Regions from separate parts of the Homo sapiens genome. Here region 2 is linked to region 1. A link is a loop called in an ENCODE intact Hi-C map of the cell type or tissue named here. Cell type or tissue: PC-9. All regions are shown on one strand. Each heading gives the region's core, and the rest is flanking DNA. Links, peaks and the distances in the headings are about the cores only.

Region 1 (8,359 bases), core at 17-8,016:
TCTGTAAAATATTCTGATGTGGCCTGAGACCCTGCAGTGGGTGGGAAGGAACTCTGCCCCAGAAAGGAACTGATGAGCTAAGTAAGTTAGCCTAGGTTATCCTACCCTCAATCCTAATGGAGCACTTTGTGCTACTGGAGAGTAGATAGAAGATGGGATACACACTGCACTCTGCTCACCAGCCAATGTCTGGCCACTGGGGCCTACCCCCACCTTCCACAAGCCTATATTCATTTTGTGGCGTCATCTTTGAGACATCATCACTTGCTTTTCCGCACAAACGACCAACACCCTGCCAGCCTTTCCTGTGCTAGCAAAGATGTGTATGCAAACATCTTTCTGTGATACTGTTCTTATCAGTCTTCTTGGACATATGTGCTGACTCCAGCAAGCTCCAGGAATAAGGGCCTGGATTCAGATTCTCAGGAGTGGGGGATTCACTTCCTCCCTGCATGGTGGTGGTAACTGTTAAACTTCTGTGGAAGCTGGGGAGTCACTGTGCTTCCAACCCAAAGTCCAATCTCTTCCTTCCTCTCCCTCTGGCTCATCCTCTCTTTCCCACCCCTACCCATAGGAAGGAAAAGAGAGTCTAAGGAAATAGATCTATTCATCCACTGAAACAGAAATGGAAGCAAAAACAGAAACAAACCCCTGAACACTCATCATTTTTTCTGTATGTTCTGGAGATAATTTAGCCAAATTGGAACTGGCAAGATATTGTTGGGATGTAAGCTAATTAAAGCAGCGGGGCTGGGTTGCAAGGACCATGGATGCATTCAATCAGCTAGTAACATTTAAAGGCAAAGCTTTGTCAAGTAGCCAGCACAATAGATGTGCTCTCCCTCCTCCAGCTGTGCATATTGCAGCCTTGTCAAGAATAGGCTTGCCTGGTGATTTCTGGCCTACCTGTTAGGATTTAGCCAAATCTTGGTTCACCATAAATCTTGCAGGTCAGCAGAAATTCACTTGTAGAAACCTGGCTGATCATCAGATTTCCTTGGGAAGCTCTGTAAAAATATAGATTCCCAGGCACCCTTCTAGAGTCACTCAAGCAGAATTTCAAGGATGAGATCTTGGATTCTCCATATTAACAGAGATTTCCCAGTGCCAGACTTGGGGAACAATTTTTACAGCTTATAGAAATCTAAATCCTAGATTGGGAAGACATCTAGGGGATCAATTTTTCTAACTTTCTGTTTTCTATCAAAAAAGAAAGTAGGCTGGGCACGGTGGCTCACACCTGTAATCCCAGCACTTTGGGAGGCCGAGGCAGGTGGATCACGAGGTCAGGAGATCGAGACCATCCTGGCCAACATGGCGAAACCCTGTTTCTACTAAAATACAAAAAAAAAATTAGCCGGGAGTGGTGGTGCGCACCTGTAGTCCCACCTACTTGGGAGGCTGAGGCAGGGGAATCGCTTGAACCTGGGAGGCAGAGGTTGCAGTGATCCGAGATCGTGCCACTGCGCTCCAGCCTGGGCAACAGAGTGAGACTCCGTCTCAAAAAAAAAAAAAAAAAGTAAACTCAGTGATATTACATGCAATGACAACAGTTTGTTGTGGGTTTTTTGAGACAAAGTTTCACTCTTGTTGCACAGGCTGGAGTGCAATGGCACGATCTTGGCTCACTGCAACCTCTGCCTTTCAAGTTCAAGTGATACTCCCACCTCAGCCTCCCAACTAGCTGGGACTACAGGCATGCGCCACCACGCCCGGCTAATTTTGTATTTTTAGTAGAGACAGGGTTTCTCCATGTTGGTCAGGCTGGTCTCGAACTCCCAACTTCAGGTGATCCTCCCACTTCGGCCTCCTAAAGTGCTGGGATTACAGGCATGAGCCACCATGCCCGGCCACCAGTTTATTTTTTCTAATGCAGTAGTGAAAGCATTATTTGAAGAAAAAAATACTCCTGGGGAGGGAATCTAGGATATTGTTGTATCCACCCTAAAGATACAGCAATTGTAACCTTCGGGCTGATGCTTTCTTAGGTGATTTGTGTTATATATGCACTTAACTTTCATTTATTTATTCACTTGACAAATGACCATCACTACAATCCATGCACTATTTTGGGCACAGGGGATACAGTACTGAACAAAACAATAAAAAAGCTCTGCTTTCATGGAGCTTTCATTCCACGAGGGGAGAGTGACTGCAAACAAGATAAAAACCAGATCTAGAATAGTCAGATACAGCATGTCAGTAAAAACAAGGCAGAAAACATGGATGTGAAGTGTTCAGCAATGGGGCTTGGGTTGAAATTGTAGGTAAGATGGCCAGGGAAGGCTTCACTGTGTGAAGGTGACTTTGGAGGGTTGAAGACCTGAAGGAACTGAGAGAGCTAGCCATGTATGCCTCAGGTATACAATTGTGCAGGCAGAGGAAATAGTAAATGCAAAGTCCCTGGGATAAGAACATGCCAGGCCTGGTAGAACAGCAGTGAGAATTGTGGAAATGTAGCAGAGGAAATGTTGCATTTACTCTGGAGAGGAGGAAGGAGGAATAGGTTACGTGCTATCGAAGTAAAGAGGTCCCAGATCACATAGGGCCTTGAAGATCAGTGTGAGACTTTGGTCTGCATGAGACGAAAAGTCGCTGGAGGATTGTAGGCGAGAGTGTCAAGACCTGACTTATATTTTGATGGGACCTCTCTGTGCAGAGTTGAAACCAGCCTAAAGTAGCAGAAGCAGGGTGACCAGAGAAGAAGCTATTGCGATACTTAAATACTAGGCGAGAGGGAATTACCACTTAAATAAATGATGAGCATGGGCACTGGAGTGAGTATATGCCTCAGACTGAGCATAAGAAGTAAGATAGGAATCTGTATTTCTCTTGGTCTGCTTAACTCCCACACACCTCTCACCGTGAGAGCATCTAATTGCCACATGAGTGATGCGAGTGGTTAGAGACAAGTGTTTTTCATTCATTCTACGTGTTCACTAAACCATAAACAAGTCCTAGAAGTGTCTTCATCAGCCAGGCCCCTCACTCTGGTCTGGAGACTGGTGGAGTACTAGGGTCTGAATGTTTGTGGTCCTCCAAAATATGTATGTTGACATCCAATCCCCAGTGGGTTGCTATTAAAAGGTAAGGTCTTTAGGAGGTGACAAGGTCATGAGGGCAGAGCCCTCATGAATGGGAGTAATGCTTTATAAAAGAATCTTGAGGGAGCCTATTGGCTTTTCCACCATATAAGGACACAGCTGGGAGGCACCATCTATGAGGAATGGGTCCTTACTAGACAATGAACGTGCCGGCACTTTGATCGTCAACTTCCCAGTCTCCAGAACTATGAGAAATAAAATTCTGTTGTTTATAAACTAAGGCATCCTAAGCAGACTGAGATATGCAGGCACCACAACTTCTCAAGGCCCAGATGAGCAGTAGGCAACAACTGCTTCCTACATGGTCTCTCTTGCCTCTTGTTTTCCTTTTCACTGGGTGTTCTACAGGCTCTCTGATCCACTGCTCTCAGGAGCACTACCCCATGTCATTCAGGCTGCAGCCCTTCCATCATGATCTCAACTAAGTATTTGTTCCCTTCTAAGTCACTTACTAAAACAGACAGATCTTCTTAAACTCTCAGGTTTGGGCCTGTTGCTAGGTGAAAACATATATTCTCTCCACTGTGCCATTACATCTCGAATTTTTCCTCTAAAATATAACTATTATAAGACTGATCTTCATTATATTATCAAAAGTTTCTAGCTAATTTTATATACTACATTTTAATTCTTTTTAGTGACCAAACCTCTTTGCCAACCAATTGTATTCTTATAATGCTGCTTGTTTTTTCCAAATCAATTAACACGTGCCTACTTCAGATGGATCCTAAATGTTGACAGCTTTAGTGGAAGGAAATTGAAGTACCTTTGAAGTCAGTCACTTGGCACTATAGATTGGTCTCTTTACAAGTAAAAACATTAAAAGGGGAGGACAGATGAAACTTCAAGACATAGGACTAATTTGATTTTCAAAAAGAAAAATATTTGTACTACAATACAAAAAAAATAAGTGAATCATTTATTTCAGAGAATAGCCATTTGCAAACGTTCACTGTAAAAATCTAGAGGATAGAAAACCTAAAAAGTTTTGTTTAGGTTTGTCAATTTAAGTGGGAGGGATATATTTCTAAAGAATATGTCCTAAAGCTGTGCCAAGTATGTGCAAGTCCAAGTATGGCAAGAGATGACCCTGGACTCTGTGGTGGTTGCAGACAAATAATACATAACTTTCAAAACCAGCCCCATAGTGAGTCAGAGTAGTGGGCATTTGTACAGAGGAGGAAGCTGACATTGTCTTTTAATCCAAACAGCAATCCTGGGTGGCTCTGGTGGAATGAGGTATTTAATCACCTCACCGGTGATCCTTGTTGGGTCTTTCTTGTTGAGTAAATACTTGGCAGCCTTAGTCATTAGCTTGAAAGGCAGAGGGAAAAGTAAACCTTCATGAGTGAGTACCCAGCTGAGGTGTTTGTTTAGGCTAATCCCAAATGCCCTTTAGGGCCTAACTCAGTGCTGCCCCTCCCCTACTTCACTGTGAAGCTGCAGCTGTGGAGCCAACATTTTATCTTATTTATTCTCTATGTGCAGGTTCCCAAACATAATTATTGGATGAATGAATGAACAAGAAGATGACTATGGAGGATACTTGGGATCTGGCTAGCAACAAGTATATTTCCCATTGTTAGAGGTAGTTGGGTCAGAAATTAGATCAGTGCTTCTCAGCATTTCTCTGTTCAATGCATACTTTTTGGTGGCACCCATAAAGAAATCAAAAGGGGAATATCCCTTTTTAGCAAGAAGTATTTAGAAAATCTAAAAGAACTCTTCCTCCTATTCATTGGGTCACTTTTCAGCCCTGCATCACTGTTTACAGAAAAGTGTTAACATCTTGGACTCGTGAAGCAATGTTTTCACACATTCTAGGTATGTTGACCTAATATGAAACCACTCCTTCTTGCTCTGATTAGCAACAAGTGATGCCCCACTGTTTTCCCAGTCTATGTATGGCAGTGTTCCCTCTGTCAGGTCTCTCTGTGACAGTGTACAGCTGCAGTGATCACAAAATTCAGATTTTTAACTCATTGATTACAATTGGCAGCCAACCTCTGAAGAGCTGGAGGGACACCAGTGACTGAGAGCCACTTGCTTAGAAAATTATCAAAGAGAGGCCAGGCACGGTGGCTCATACCTGTAATCACAGCACTTTGGGAGGCCGAGGCAGGTGGATCACCTGAGGTTGGGAGTTCGAGACCACCCTGGTCAACATGGAGAAATCCCGTCTCTACTAAAAATACAAAATTATCCGAGTGTGGTGGCTCATGCCTGTAATCCCAGCTACTCAAGAGGCTGAGGCAGGAGAATCGCTTGAACCCGGGAGGCAGAGGTTGTGGTGAGCCAAGATCGCACCATCGCACTCCAGCCTGGGCAACAAGAGCGAAACTCCGTTTCAAAAAAAGAAAAGAAAAGAAAAAAAATTATCAAAGAGATGTTACAGAAATAATTCCTATACTGGTAGCAGATGAGGCTAGATCACCCCAAAAATGTAGTCAACGCTCAGTCTTTTAAGGTACTCCTTCAACTACAGTCACCTCTATTGTTATCTATTTAGTTATTATTAGTCATTTTTGATGTAACTTTCACATGTCACTTTTCTCAGAGCATAAAGGTTTTGAGGGTATGAAGAACAGGAAGCTGGAAATGGCCAAAGGCAAGGTCATATTTTCTTCTGGGCCTTTGGTCTTTCAAGGCTGACATAGAAAAGTGAGTACAGCCTGGGTCAGCCGAAGGCAGAATGCTGGGACTGCCTCTCCTCTCACTAAATCTTTCTAACCCTGCCCAATTCCCACCGGCCATCCCCTATAGTCTTTTTGCGAGAACTGTACACCATCATTCTCAGTCCTGACTTACATCTATTTTAAGTCATAGAAGAAAGAGGGAAAATGATGAAGAATGATGTATGACTGTAAAAACCCCTTCAGTAGTGGCGAAAGTGATGAGTTTATACCCTCACTGTTGCTAATCAGGTTTTTCCTCCGTCTCACATAGAAGAGCCTTTCTTGTTGCAATCTCTGGGTTTCCTGGATCCTGTGGGTGTGGGGTTAAGGCTGAGAAAATCTGGTCAGATAACAGCACCTCCAGGCTTCCGGGAGACCCGCCTTGGCAAGACTGAGCTGCCAGCAGAAGCCTATGAGGGACCACAGGTGTGTGAAGTGTGGGACATGTAGAGCTGTCAGGACTTTGGGGACACACATCACTTCCTGTTACAGATGAGGGAGACTAGATGGGGGGAGAGGAGTGAGATGGTTAGTGGTAGATTCTAGAAAACTCACTGGGGTGGCCTTGGGCACTTTCCAATACAAATAGGACTTGAGGCTCTTGAAGTCCCCCACTTTGCTAAAGAGTTTTAAACACTTTTGTTAGTTGTAATGTATTTAGAAATGGAACAAAATATTTGTGTTTTATATGTGTAAAGAGACTAGTAGTAAAATATACTTGTATGAGAATTTTTTTAATTTTAGTATGTCTTTAGGTTGTCTATTAGTATTTTCATTTAATACATGAGAACAGTACAATGGGAATCCTCATGCCATCTCTCTTTTTTTCAGCATCTACTCTACCCCTTTTCTGACTGTCCTCTTCTTGTGCTATGGACTGAATTATGTCTCCATCAAAATTCCTGTGTTGAAGCCCTAGCCCCCGACTAGATGGCATTTGGAGATGGGGCCTGTGGGAAATAATTAGGCTTGGATGGGTTCATGAGAGTGGGCCTTTCATGATGCAGCCAGTGCCCTTATAAGAAGAGATATGAGAGAGGTTTTGGTCTCTCTCTTTCTGCCATGTGAGGACGCAGCATAAAGGTGGCCAGGAAGAGAGTCCTCACCAGAACCTGACCATCCTGACACCCTGATCTGAGACTTCCAGCCCCCAGAACTATAAAAAAGTTTCTTGTTTAAGCCACCCCATCTGTAGTACTTTGTGATAGCAGCCCAAGCTGCCTAGACACTTGCTTCTCCTCTCATTTTCTTTCCACCTTCTCCCTGTAATACTCTCTTCCAGAAGGGCGATGTGGTCCTAGTGACCGTGACTGCCTATGCAATGCCGCTTCGCCGCATTTTTGCTGCTGTATCATTAGAGCTGGGTGAACTCTACCTATACTGCATTGTCTAAAAACGTTTTGACCAGTTTGACCAGGGGTGACACTAAACTCCTTTCTTCATTGTACAAATCCGTTGAAAATAACTCATTCTAAAAGCAGAGGAAAAACTGAGGAGAGAAAAGATGGAAGGAGAAGTCAAAGAGGAAGAAGACGTCAGACAGGCACAGTGAGGTTCCAATGCACCCCCCTCCACCCCTGCCCCCTGCTGAGGCCCTGCATCCCCCACTGTTCACTGCTCCTCTCCTCAGCATCTTCCCTGGCCACTTTGCTGCCATTTTCCTTCTCCTACTCCTGATGAAACTCACTTCGACCCACCTGAATCAGTTTCTTATGTAGTTTAAGGAGTAGCTTAGGGACTGAGAGAAACATTACTGTCAGTCACGGATACAAAAGCCTGCTACCTGGGTACCTACACACCTGCTTAAGGTGGGGCAGCTTTGCTGTGGTAGTGCATTCAGGCAAGAAATCACCCATTCCCCAGCAAATAAAATTAATTGGCAGTCATCACTTTTTGCCAAACTTTGATTTCCATGACTCCATCCTCTGGGGTAACAGAAAAATAATCTGTGTGCCAATGCTTGAGGACCAGAGATCCTCCCTCTCAAACAATATCTGTGCAGGTTAACTAGAGCCATCTCCAGGTAACACATCCACCTGGGTTTCAGAGAGAGCTCATCTGGAAGGAAATGCTAGCCCAGCATTATCCAACAGAAATATAATGGGAGCCACAAATGCAAGCCATGTATTTTAAATTTTCTAGGAGCCACATTTTTAAAAACATAAAAATAAGTCAGTTAAATTATTTTAAAAATACATTTTCTTTAACACAATGTATTCTAAATATTATCATTTTAATGCATAAGCAATATAGAAAATTTGAAGTATTTAACATTTTTTAAACTAAATCTCCCAGTCAAATGTGTATTTTACATTAAAGCACATTTTTATTCAGACTAGCCACATTCCATTGCTTAATGGTCACATGTGACTAGTGACTACTGTATTGGACAGCACAGCTCCAGCCAAATGAAAGGAAAGGTGAGACCCTGGCACATCAGGAGATGAGGAAGGCCTCCTGCCATATGGACTCCCTCTCCTGGGCTGGAAAGCACAGGCATGAAAGGAAAGGTGAGAGCTTGGCACACCAGGAGATGAGGAAGGCCTCCTGCCATATGGACTCTCTCTCCTGGGCTGGAAA
Region 2 (8,359 bases), core at 73-8,072, 54 kb after region 1:
GACCATTTAGGATCTGTAAAATAGAGTAAGTTAGAGTAAGAAAGCAAGCTGGAGCAAGGAGTTTGGATTTTATCCTAAATGAAATGTGAATTAATTAAAGAATTTTAAACAGAGTAATATCGCATAAATATTTTTTAATAAGAAAGACATGGACAATGAATTGTGGAGAGTCAAGGGTGGAAGCTGGCAGATCAGTTATGAGGCTATTGCAGTGGTCTTGGCAAGAGAAAATAGTGTCTTAGGCAAGAACGACAGAAAGAAGAGTGAAGTGTTTGAATTAGGAAGGAAAATTTGACAGGGCTTGCAGAAGGCATAAGGCAAAAGACTGACAGATGTTGCCGTATGAAAACATAAATCTTATATATCAAATAGACCATAAACAAAGTTAACAGTTAAAAAATAAATGAAGAAAAAATGTGTAATATATATAACAAAGGATTAAAATAAAATATATTATGTATATTAAAAAATGTCAAAAATACATTTTAAAAGCTATAAATGAATAAGAAAAAGACAAACAACCCAATAGAAAAATGCGCAGTGATATAAAGAGATAATTTACAGAACAAAATACAAATGAAATAACATGTGCAAAGACATTCAACCCTGTCAAGAAACTAAGACTTACAAAATAAAATAATAAATCACTTTAATCTTTTTCACTGGAAAAATTAAAGACATAAAATTTAAAATATAATAAAAGAAAAATATATGTTTAAATATTTTGTATTGGTTGAGAGTAATAATGGGAAGATAAATGAATATGGAAATTTGGAGGGCAGTTTGTCTACATCTATCAAGTTTTTTAATTGACCGTGAAATTCTCCCAGTATTTATTCTAAAGATACACTTTTATTATTTATTATTTATTTTTAGACAGAGTCTCATTCCATCACCCAGGCTGGAATGCAATGGCGCAATCTCCTCCCACTACAACCTCTGCCTCCCGGCTTCAAACAATTCTCCCACCTCAGCCTCCCGAGTAGCTGGAACTACAGACATGCACCACCACACCTAGCTAATTTTTGTAATTTTAGTAGAGACACGATTTCGCCATGTTGGCCAGGCTGGTCTCAAACTCCTGACCTCAAGTGACCCACCAGCCTCTGCCTTCCAAAGTGTTGGGATTACAGGCGTGAGCCACCTCACCCAAGCTAGAGATATACTTTCAAATGTGTACATGAAGATATATACAAGAATGTTCATTGCAAGGGTATTTGTAATGGAAAAAAAAAAGAAAACCATCTATTTGCCCATTTTTGGTGACATTCACCCCAAGAAATATAATGGAAATACCGTGGAGAATTTTTAAAGAGTAACATTGATATATAGGGACTTACTCAGAAATATCTCTATGACTTTTTAGAAGTAAAAAATCAAGTCAAACAATATAAGGAGTTTGGTTTTCCTTATATGGAGAAAACTGAAACTATATGTGAATGTGAATGTAAGTAGATTCAGAGTAATATCTTCAATGTCTTAAAATTTTAACAGTGGTTCCACGGTAGGGTAGGAAGTTAACTGACCTGACTTAGGGGAAGGCTGATGGATGAGGAAGCACTTTTGCTTTTTATGCTACACACATCTTCATTGTTTGAATGTTTATAGCACATATTATTGTATTACTTGAGTAATTCTCTACATTGGATTTCAAATCCAATATATTTGGATTTCAAAAAGTGAACAAATGAAACTCAGATTATGTTGGCAGTCGTAGAAGGGGCTTCAATCATAAACAGTTGTGAAAGTTTTGGTGGTAATTTGAATTTAATAAATCTTTACTGAACAAAGCTTGCAAGAGTACAGTTCAATGTGGAGTCTGGTCAAATGGCATTTAAAACGCTAAAGGAAGTGCTCCAAGAAGGGAGAGTCCAAGGACTTGGGGTAGAAAGAACAAGGCAAAGGCTTGAATCTGTAATGTCTTTGAGTTTTTTTCATTTCCCTTATCCATAAAATGAAGTATTGGCCAAAGCAGCATTTCAAACTATTTTTTGGGGGGTGGGGGTGGGGGCAAGGAACAGAACACTTTTGTATTCCCAAAATGAAATCTTATGAAAATCTCACTATTTACAACTGATAAAAGCAGTATTTCTCTGATTAAAAGAGGTCAAAAGCCAGAGCTCTACCAGCTCTGCTCCTTGGGCAATACTGCAGCCTTCCTCGGGATGTCCCAGAGGAACCCGAGGCCATGGAGAACACTCCTCAAAAACTTCCAGCCTGGATCATTTCTAAAGCCTTTTCTACTCTAAAATACATAATTCTCATTTACAGATGTAACTCATGAGAGTCAGCCTCAGTAAGTGTAGAGTACAGTTAGAATTCAACTGAGGAGAAGCAAAGAGGAGCAGCATTTATTACACTATTTACATGTGCTACACATTGTTTAAGCCATTTTAATACCTTACTTTGTTTAATCCTCACAACCATCCAGTATTTTTAGCTCCATACAGGGAGGAAACAAGGAGATAAGGAGCTTTCCAGAGGTCACACAGTAAGTACTGAGCAAATTCTAACAGATTTGCCTAATTGGAAAGGTCACACTGGGTAGGCCTAGAGCACAGTGTCCTATTAGGGGAAAGGGGATACAACAGTAGTACTTCTGGGGGCTGATGGGGAGGGTAGTGGAGGACACCAGGAGAGGGTGGGTGGGAGGACTTCCAATACCAGCTCCTCATGCTTCCCAGCTTTGTCAGGGACTATGCCTTCTAACAGTCTATTTGGGGAGCTAAGACTATCACATGTGGAACAAATTAAGGAAAACATAGGCAGCATGTAATTAGCTGTTTAACCACATGGTATATTCTAGAATTTGAGGAGCTTTGAGGTTTTTTTGTTTTGTTTTGTTTTGTTTTTTTCAGAAATGATTATAAATTTGCACTACTCTTGTTCCATCCTCTCCAGATACCTGGTTGTGGTCAGTGTCTGTGGTCAAGGCAATGCGAGGCACATCCAGCATCCCTGAGCAAGATGTGCTCAAACACATGTACGCTACAATGTTCCCATAACATCTGCCTCCATAGCATCAGCAACTGACCTAAATGCCTGCCTTAATGGGCAGGGCTTTTTTGCATGCTAGATGTCCAGGATGCTTGCTGTCCCTACTTGTAATTTACCATTGCAGTTGTTATTTACATTATTTTCCAAGTAACCAATTCATAGAACAGCCAGACAAGAGCTGAGTCATCTTGGAAGAGAGCCCAAAAATCTCCCCTGCACAGCAAGCTTTACAAAAAGATCATCCTTTGTGGAATGCAAACAAAATGGCCTCCACAATTTATTAATGTTCCCAAGAGCTGTGATTATGAATCCAGACATTTTAACAATGTTGAATCTAATTATGCCAGGTGAACAGAGTATCTATCACAAGTTACTCCAAACCATCCAGAGGTACAATGTAAGCCTCTTGTTTTTACAGGTTCTTCTGTCAAACCTAACTGAGAGCATTTTGTCTTTTGAGCTAGACTAAGGTTAAACAAGATTTACACTGAAGGCAGCCACAGCAATCAATGACTGATGCTTAGACTAAGCCAGGATGCATATGTTTCAGAGTCATCACATTCTCCAATTTTAAGAAGAATAAAATATTGGCATATTCCCAATTCAACATATTTAATTCAACTGCTGTTTGTTTTCAAAGGAAATTTAAAACAATAGCAAAGAAGGAATTCACCAATACTAATTCTATAACACTAAAAAAAATTTCTTTTGTTTTTAATTATACTTTAATTTCTGGGGTATATGTGCAGAACGTGCAGGTTTGTTACATAGGTATACATGTGCCATGGTGGTTTGCTGCACCCATCAACACGTCACCCTACATTAGGTATTTCTCCCAATGCTATCCCTCTCCTAGTCCCCCCACCCCGACAGGCCCTGGTGTGTGATGTTCCCCTCACTGTGTCCATGTGTTGTCATTGTTCAACTCCCACTTATGAGTGAGAACATGCGGTGTTTGGTTTTCTGTTCTTGTGTTAGTTTGCTGAGAATGATGGTTTCTAGCTTCATCCATGTCCCTGCAAAGAACATGAACTCATCCTTTTTTATGGCTGCATGGTATTCCATGGTGTATATGTGCTACATTTTCTTTATCCAGTCTATCATTGATGGACATTTGGGTTGGCTCCAAGTCTTTGCTATTGTGAACAGTGCCGAAATAAACATACGTTTGCATGTGTCTTTATAGTAGAATGATTTATAATCCTTTGGGTAAATACCCAGTAATGGGATTGCTGGGTCAAATGGTATTTCTCGTTCTAGGTCCTTGAGGAATAGCCACACTGTCTTCCACAATGGTTGAACTAATTTACACTCCCACCAACAGTGTAAAAGCATTCCTATTTCTCCACATCCTCTCCAGCATGTTGTTTCCTGACTTTTTAATGATCACCATTCTAACAGAATAGAAATCTCAATAGAGATTTGCATATCTCTATTGACCAGTGATGATGAGATTTTTTTCATATGTTTGTTGGCTGCATAAATGTCTTCTTTTGAGAAGTGTCTGTTCATATCCTTTGCCCACTTTTTGATGGGGTTGTTCGTTTTTTTCTTGTAAATTTGTTTCAGTTCTTTGTAGATTCTGGATATTAGCCCTTGTCAGATGGATAGATTGCAAAAATTTTCTCCTATTCTGTAGGTTGCCTGTTCACTCTGATGATAATTTCTTTTGCTGTGCAGAAGCTCTTTAGTTTAATTAGATCCCATTTGTCAATTTTGGCTTTCGGTGCCATTGCTTTTGGTGACTTAGGCATGAAGTTTTTGCCCGTGCCTATGTCCTGAATGGTATTGCCTAGGTTTTCTTCTAGGATTTTTATGGTTTTGGGTCTTATGTTTAAGTCTTCAATCCATCTTAAGTTAATTTTTGTATAAGGTGTAAGGAAGGGGTCCAGTTTCAGTTTTCTGCATATGGCTAGCTAGTTTTCCCGATACCATTTATTAAGTAGGGAATCCTTTCCCTATTGCTTGTTTTTTTCAGGTTTGTCAAAGATCAGAGGGTTGTAGATGTGTGGTGTTATTTCTGAGGCCTCTGCTCTGTTCCATTGGTCTATATCTCTGTTTGGTACCAGTACCATGCTGTTTTGGTTACTGTATAGCCTTGTAGTATAGTTTGAAGTCAGGTAGCATAATGCCTCCAGCTTTGTTCTTTTTGCTTAGGACTGTCTTGGCTCTGCGGGCTCTTTTTTGGTTCCATATGAAGTTTAAAGTAGTTTTTTCCAACTCTGTGAAGAAAGTCAATAGTAGCTTGATGGGGGATAGTAATGAATCTATAAACTACTTTGGGCAGTATGGCCATTTTCACGATATTGATTCTTCCTATCCATGAGCATGGAATGTTTTTCCATTTATTTGTGTCCTCTCTTATTTGTTTGAGCAGCAGTTTGTAGTTCTCCTTGAAGAGGTCCTTCACATCCCTTGTAAGTTGTATTCCATTCCTAGGTATTTTATTCTCTTTGCAGCAATTGTGAATGGGAGTTCACTCATGATTTGGCTGTTTGTCTGTCATTGGTGTATAGGAATGCTTGTGATTTTTGCACATTGATTTTGTGTCCTGCGACTTTGCTGAAGTTTCCTATCAGCTTAAGAAGATTTGGGGCTGAGACTATGGGGTTTTCTAAATATACAGTCATGTCATCTGCAAACAGAGACAATTTGACTTCTTCTTTTCCTATTTGAATATCCTTTATTTCTTTCTCTTGCCTGATTGCCCTAGCCAGAACTTCCAACACTATGTTAAATAGGAGTGATGAGAGAGGGCATCCTTCTCCTGTGCTGGTTTTCAAAGGGAATGCTTCCAGTTTTCCCCCATTCAGTATAATATTGGCTGTGGGTTTGTCATAAATAGCTCTTACTATTTTGAGCTTTCCAGAGTTCCAGCAATATCTAGCTTATTGAGAGTTTTTAGCATGAAGGACTGTTGAATTTTGTCGAAGGCCTTTTCTGCATCTATTGAGATAATGATGTGGTTTTTGTTATTGATTCTGTTTATGTGACAGATTACATTTATTGATTTGAGTATGTTGAACCAGCCTTGCATCCCAGGTATGAAGCTGACTTGTTTGTGGTGGATAAGCTTTTTGATGTGCTGCTGGATTTGGTTTGCCAGTATTTCATTTAGGATTTTCGCATTGATGTTCATCAGGGATATTGGCCTGAAATTTTCTTTTTTTATTTTGTCTTTGCCAGGTTTTGGTATCAGGATGATGCTGGCCTCATAAAATGAGTTAGGGAGGATTCCCTCTTTTTCTACTGCTTGGAATAGTTTCAGAAGGAATGGTACCAGCTGCTTTTTATACCTCTGGTAGAATTCAGCTGTGAATCCGTCTGGTCCTGGACTTTTTTTGTTGGTAGGTTGTTAATTACTGCCTCAATTTCAGAACTTATTATTGGTCTATTCAGGGATTTGACTTCTATGCAAATAAACTAGAAAATCTAGAAGAAATGGATAAATTCCTGACAAAATTTCAATCTTACTATTACTTAATACAAGTAACACCAGCAGCTTCAGAGAGAAAAAACAGATGTAGAAGTTGAAATTTTTTTTATTCAAAACAGCAGATGGGAAATGTTTTATTCATACATGCATTCCCCATGACCAGTATGACCTTGCATGCAGTTGGTGCTCAATAAATGTTGATTATATAAGAAAGAAAATCTAGTTATGGGACTTTGTGTGATCAGTATAATATCCATTTTTGTTTGAAGACAAACTTTAATTTTTTTTCCTGTTCTCCTTCAGTGAATGGTATTTGATTTTTCTTTTGACGTTAAAAAGTTAGTAGGCTCTTATCCATTGTAGTAGAAGGTCCACCATACATTACATTTCTATTTCTCTTTCCTCTCTAATGAAAAAAGTTTTGAAGAACCAAACATCCTAGCTTCCCTTGTTTATGAGTGGAGTTCTGGTACAATTATTCTTAGTGTCCTTTCAAAAATATCACAATTTAGGAAACAAACAAACTATAATCTAAGCCATCTAGAAAAGTGCCACAAAATCACCAATCACCTTTATCTCACTGAAGATTATACCCTGGGGACAGTAATCCTTCCCAAACAAAAGAAGAGTAGCTGTCAGTACCCTGGAATCACTTCTGAATCCTTTTCAGAAGATAAAACACTTTTGAGTTACTGAAAGTATTCATCCTCAGAAGAGAGTTGAACAAGTCTTCTCAATATGAATGAAATCAAACTGAGTGGATCCTGAAGGAGAGAAGGGAGATGTTGTTTTGGGTCTATGAGTGGACAAATATCAGGCCAGACCAACCCAGCAAACCTGAGACCTATTAATGTGCTGTATAGGAAAGAGCCAAGCAAGTTTAGTGTTGGTGGGGTGGTATTGGACTCCCTCTAAGGACCCCTTCTAAACCACAGAACCATCACAGCTATGATACACACCACTTGTCTTGAGAGCAGTCATCAATAGTGACATCCCGTGACAGCCAGAGGCAATGGGAATTGATCAGACTCAATTTCTCTCTTTGCTTGTATATGAAACTCAGGCTCCTAACTCTCCCTTTGTCCCGTCTTTGGACTACGTAAATTCCTAGTGTTCTTAGAGACCTGAAAGACACACACACAGACACACACACACACACACACACACACACAAAACAGGTGAGACTAAAAAGATTATTTGAAATGAATAAAATAATGGTGGCATTAATTTCATACCAAGTTTGTGGAGGAATTCACACAAGACAAACAAAAAGAATAAAATTTAATGGGCAACAAGCAATTTTATTTAAGATTTTGGGAAGAATGTCTTGACTATACACAGAAAGTCCACACCTGGAGTTGTTTAAGACCCCAAGTGGCTTGCAGTCAAATGCACACATGATCTACTTGGGCCCCAGAGTCAGGCAATGACTAGGGTCTTCCACTTCTAAGCAACTCACTATAAGTTAGCTCTGGAGCTTGATTAAAAAAAGACTAGAGGGCAAACTTTTCTTTGTCTATAGAAAAATCTAGGCTCATGAAAAATGTAATCGATGTTTAGATACTTTGGGACACTGACATGGTTATAGAGCTTATCATTGTTTTGAAAACTGTCTGAAATAGTTCTCTATACACATAGAGGTATTATCAGAATGGCTGCCAGAAAAACTAAGACGGTGGATACTGAAAGCCAAACTAACAGTGCCAATGGGAATAAGGACCTCCTGTTTTCATCACTTGTCATCCAACGAGCTCTCTTTAGAGACGTCATAAGATTCAAGGAAGAAGAACGTAAAGAATACATAAAAACCAAGAGCACTCAGGAATTTATGGAAATTATGGAAATGATGCATGTAAAGAAGATTGATAAGAACAAAGAAAGAAAGGCAAGGTAAAATTATATAAGGAAGACAAAGACGATAAAAAG

The links. A loop is a pair of places that touch in the nucleus more often than their neighbours do. Peaks named below come from ENCODE experiments on the same cell type or tissue, not always from the same donor. Only the 100,000 strongest peaks of a DNase experiment are listed, where the experiment ranks them.
Region 2: a loop joins it to region 1, with 2.6 times the contacts of the local background. A loop is called at or near these places in 2 of 110 quality-filtered maps.

The regions. Positions count from the first base shown.
Region 1 is chr5:127,930,652-127,939,010 of GRCh38, forward strand. All of the region lies in intron 6 of CCDC192 (coiled-coil domain containing 192), which reads left to right. LOC124901059 (a long non-coding RNA gene) reads left to right here. Exons shown (of 3, transcript XR_007058925.1): 3 at 4,593-4,663. Among named protein-coding and RNA genes, the nearest start is that of SLC12A2-DT, 150 kb to the right of the region's middle. RefSeq lists an enhancer at 4,084-4,737. In PC-9, for the core only: CTCF peaks have their summits at 4,561 and 4,760; DNase peaks (open chromatin) are centred at 4,360, 4,910 and 6,080; H3K27ac peaks cover 3,751 bases.
Region 2 is chr5:127,985,077-127,993,435 of GRCh38, forward strand. All of the region lies in intron 2 of SLC12A2-DT (SLC12A2 divergent transcript), which reads right to left. Among named protein-coding and RNA genes, the nearest start is that of SLC12A2-DT, 94 kb to the right of the region's middle. In PC-9, for the core only: no CTCF peak of the experiment used is centred there; a DNase peak (open chromatin) is centred at 3,185; H3K27ac peaks cover 495 bases.